Regions from separate parts of the Mus musculus genome. Here region 1 is linked to region 2. The links are chromatin loops, found by intact Hi-C in ENCODE. Cell type or tissue: left cerebral cortex. All regions are shown on one strand.

The links. Hi-C counts contacts between places; a loop is a spot of excess contacts. Peaks named below come from ENCODE experiments on the same cell type or tissue, not always from the same donor. Only the 100,000 strongest peaks of a DNase experiment are listed, where the experiment ranks them.
Region 1: a loop joins it to region 2, with 4 times the contacts of the local background. A loop is called at or near these places in 2 of 42 quality-filtered maps.

What each region holds. Positions count from the first base shown.
Region 1 is chr14:74,108,863-74,111,362 of GRCm38, forward strand. No RefSeq gene overlaps it. Among named protein-coding and RNA genes, the nearest start is that of Gm35517, 95 kb to the left of the region's middle. In left cerebral cortex, no CTCF peak of the experiment used is centred here; a DNase peak (open chromatin) is centred at 1,437.
Region 2 is chr14:74,408,397-74,410,896 of GRCm38, forward strand. No RefSeq gene overlaps it. Among named protein-coding and RNA genes, the nearest start is that of 4933402J15Rik, 54 kb to the left of the region's middle. In left cerebral cortex, no CTCF peak of the experiment used is centred here; a DNase peak (open chromatin) is centred at 1,245.

The DNA.
Region 1 (2,500 bases), 300 kb before region 2:
TCTAGTTTTGCATTTGTGATCTGATATTTTAGGTAGTCTGGTATAACGGGCTTCTTCTTTGATTAGTCTTTACTTTCTAATGAATAAACAATACAAATTATTTTGTATTATTGGAAAAAAACAATTAAGATTTTTTTAAAAATTACCAGTTTCTACCCACATATATAGAAGTCTATTACAGTTGCTATTTCCATTTCTGTAACATTATAGCATCCACATGCCCACTTTCAATTCTACAGTAAGCATTTTTTAATGTGAATATATTCAGACATCATTATTATCTCTATTTTTTGAAAAAGCAACTAGGGTCCTGCTCTCAAAGGTACAGGTCTTGGTGATCCTAAACAGAAACTAGAGTGGCATTGATAAGATAGGGAGGAGGAAGCGCTTATTTAAGAATTTCTTTTATGACACATAATTCATTATAAAAATCTACTTTGCTTCAATGTCCGCTGTTGCTCTTAATAAAAATACTTGGATGTTTCTACTGCTTTTTAGTTTTGATGTCACTTGTATCATCAAGCCAGATTTAGTAAACCTTTATTACATTCCAAAAGTTGTGATCAAAGCAGAAGAAATTTCCTTGAACAATTCCTTTATGTGCGCAGAATTTTCTACTCTCCTCTGACATTAAGGAACCATTTTCTTCATGATTGGTCATACCCATTTCTACTAAAGGATACTCAGCTTCATCTTTCCCATGCCAGAATCTACCCTCCCCATAACTCTATGCATCCACTTTTCAGGTGGATTGCTCACCCTCCCTTTTATTGCTATTTTCCCATCAGGAGTGCTATCGCTGGCTTCCTATCTGAAGCCGATGCAGCTGTAATATTGAAGTTTTCTTGTCATTAGTGACTCAGAATACTTTCTATTTGGCACTGAATACCTTCCTGCCCCTTCAAGGTCCACTGACTCCTCACTGAGTTTTTTTGTGTAGTCTCCTGTTTCCTGAGATCACAGTTTTCATCTTAACTCTCTTCTTGGGAAGTACATTCTCAGATATTCCCATACTGACTCAACCCTCCCAGTTACCCGATTTTGACCCTTTTGCAAGTTAATTCCCAGCAAGCAGCATATTAGGGTCAAAGCTATAATCTTTGTAAGTATGAAGCTAGTCAACTGGCTCATGTTTGCATGCAGGATATAAGCAAAAGCCATGAACCAGGCATGTATCCTTCATAATGATGGGTGTATAACTGTATTACATTCCATGTACAAAGACCAGTATAGGGAAGGGATTGGAGAAAGAAGTGCTTTGTACAGAACACATGAAGTCTGAGGTATGTACTAGATTTTAAAGCAGAGCTAGCAAGTGTAAAGCGAGATGCGTTGGCAGGAAGGAGCTGTAAATTCAGGGGTGATCAGATGACACTTGTATTTCAGTTCACATACCTGAGTGATATGAATAGGATTTGCATGCACAGAATACCATTTTTCCCCAGTTTAGTGTGGTGTTGAGAGCAGCTATAATCAGTGACAAAGGCTCCAGGAGGCTAAAGCTGCAGGATGCTAGCAATCCACTATGGACTATAGATAGAAACGGGAGGCAGAACGGAACTGACAGAGGTGTGGAGCTTTAACCAGAAGAGTGAATTAAGGCACATCTGCTATGTGGTAGCTGTATGTATCCCTGAGGGGCTAAGTTCTGATTTTCAGCCAATGTAACAATGAAAAGCAGTTGCTAGTGATTTATAACTTGCCGATGACCGTTCAAAACCCCTGTGAATACTCCTTTTAATAATTTCCCTGCATTGCTTACTGAAAACTAGTAGCTTTATGATTTGCACATAATTTAACTAGTTTTAAATTTAATCTCATGCCACATGGACTATGCTTATAGAATATGACCCTGGGGATTCCGCCTGGAAGTCAGAGCTCTATGGTAGTTGCTTTTAAATCTTTCAAGACGATATATATATATATATATATATATATATATATATATATATATATATATATATATCTCCTTGCCTTTAGTTAAGCCTTCAAAGAATATAACATAATGAGTTTTATACAGCTGCCCAGTGTGCTTGCTGTGGTGACAAATCTCATCATGGGACCTAATAGTAGGAATGCAAAGCTAGATAAATGATAGGAGTGAGTCAGTATTCCAAGTTCCATCAAATATTCCAGAAATCATGTGACTCGTAATCTCAGATGCCTCCTGAATATCAGTGAGTTTTGTTACTCCTTAGGGAAAGGGGTTACCAAAAAGTAAGAAGGAAGGGAGGAATGAAGGAAGGAAGAGAAGGAAGAGAAGGAAGGAAGAGAAGGCAAGGAAGGAAGGAAAGAAAGAAGGAAGGAAGGAAGGAAAGAAGGAAGAGAAGGAAGAGAAGGAAGGAAGAGAAGGCAAGGAAGGAAGGAAAGAAAGAAGGAAGGAAGGAAGGAAAGAAGGAAGAGAAGGAAGAGAAGGAAGAGAAGGAAGGAAGGAAGAGAAGGCAAGGAAGGAAGGAAGGAAAGAAGGAAGGAAGGAAGGAAGGAAGGAAGGAAGGAAGGA
Region 2 (2,500 bases):
TTTCCCTGCTGGTCAGTGAGTCTCCTTCCATAGTTCCTGCACAGTCAGCTGTCGGTGCTTTTCAGTTGGCTTTTCTGTCACAATCAGAAGCAAATTTCTAAGTCAGGAACTCCTGTAACTTTTTACATCTTCTTAATTAATGGAGTGACAGCATCAAGCCACATCCATCATTGTCTTCTCAGCCAGGTCTTACAATGCAGTGGAGAAATGAAGACACTGGATTGGGATTTGAACTGTTCTGTGTCCAAGAGCCAGCTAATCACCTTCTGTCCAGCTCCATGCCCATGAACTATAATGGTGGGGACTTCCTAGGGTGCTTTTGTGTGGCCACCAGGTAGTCAAGGGAATTTACCATGAAGAAATAAGGAATCCAAGCTCTAACAGTGATAGAGGGCTCTTACCGGAGAACCTGAGTGCTTCCAATTAAGAAGAGTAAAATCAACAGGACACAGCAGCTTTAAGAGGAGTAGACTTTCCAGAGAGAAGACACTAGTACCCATGTGTCTCTTATCCTTCACTGCAAAATTTTAATGGTTCCTCCCATTAGAATGGCTTTAGGGTATCTCGTGGATCTAGGCAACAGATACAGAAGTCATTTATTGTTTATAAAAGATAGGAATGAAATCTAAAACTGTGGTCTTGAAATGGGTGAGCTGAGAATGCATGTACCATTACCCTTATGAGTTGTGGATGAAGCAGAAGAGGTAACGAGGTGACTCTTGTGACATACGAATGGTTGGTTTCCTTCTCAAAGTCTGGGAGACAGCCAAATCTACTACATACTCACTACAGCTTAAGTATGACAGAAGACAGTACTAATTGTGTCTCATTGCACTTCAAAAACTTCCAGACATTCTAGAAAAAGTTGGCTAGAGAAAAGGGGGGAGACTCCAGGATATCTAAAGTTCACAAAAGCAATAGCATGGGATGCTAGTCAGACTCCCCCAGCAATGGTATTTACTGTAAAAGCAAGGCACACACCATGCCTATCACCCAAAGAGCTCCAATGGGACTTGCCACATTTGTCTTCCTCATGAATAAACCTTCCTGTCATCTTCAAACCAATTAGAGACATACATCAGATTAAATTGTACCACCTCTATGCAAAGCTTTTTTTTCTCAACACCACCCAACATCTCTTCTTCCTCATCCCCACCCTGACACTTGCTCTCTTATATATCCTAGAACATTTTCTATCACCTCGTCTTGTTCCTCACACCTCCTTCCCCTCACAGCTTCCCCACACACCTACACCCTCCAGCCTCCACCCCAGCTGGCTGCCTGCCACTCACAGCTCCTGTGTGCCACTGGTTTCCCAGTGCACTCTTATCTGCTACCTCTGCTGTCACCCACAAAAAAAAGCAGTGCTCAAAGTATTCAGCAAAAGTGTGGTGGGCACTAGGAGACACTGGACAAAATTGAACTAACTTTAAATCTCCTTAATTTTTAAACCATCAAGTCGGGAATCACTTTTCACGTGTGCTCTAGTAGTTTAAAATATCTTTAGGAAATCATCCAGGGATCAATGGTCATGAGGATAAAAATATTTTGCACAATTAACTACATGTGAATAAAGATGTGAGCCAGTGGGTCAGCATATGTGAAAGAATTAAATTAGGTCACCAGGAACAGGTGTGCCGCACAGTAAAGGAGAGCATCACAGGCATGGCTATGACCTCCTCTCTAGACTCTTCCAGACAGTTCTTGTATAGACAGCATAAATAATGTAGACCAGCCTTAAAAACAGAAATCTTTAAAGATAGCCCATCTTGCAGTACTACAGAATTTTGTAGTATTGGTGTGCTTCCTCAAATGCTAAAATGCTATCACTACCCGTGGTCAGAATAAACAGCATTAGCTCTGTGACCTCTCTTTTCCTGTGCTGGTTTGAATTTTATGGCTGATAACATAGCAGGAGCATTAAAGAGCTTCTATCTGCTGATACCTTCTCTGGGCTGTCACTAGAAATCTAAGACTTTACATGTGCAAAACAGAGACTCTGACCTCCACCCATTAAGACCAAATGGAAACCTACACCAAACAGAGCCTTCTCCTTCTTCCTTCCTTCCTCCCTCCCTCCCTCCCTTCCTTCTTCCCTCCCTCCCTCCCTCCCTCCCTCCCTCCCTCCCTCCCTCCCTCCCTTCCTTCCTTCCTTCCTTCCTTCCTTCCTTCCTTCCTCCTCCTCCTCCTCCTCCTCCTCCAGGTGTCAACTCAACCTTCTACTACTTCTACCCTAAGGTCTTACCATCTCTCTTGTGCCTCCTGCTTAAGAAACAGTCCATCAGAAAATCCTGTCCACTCTATTCCCAAAATAACCTAAAAGCAACCAATATTCCTCCATCTATTGCTAACACTCCAACCATTATCATCTCTGACTTGAGGATATAATCTTAGTATTGCACCCTTGTTTCCTAAACATGGATTGCCTAAATAGCATCTAGAAATATTCTCTTAAAGCAGTGGTTCTACAACCTTCTTAGTGCTGCAACCTCTTAATATA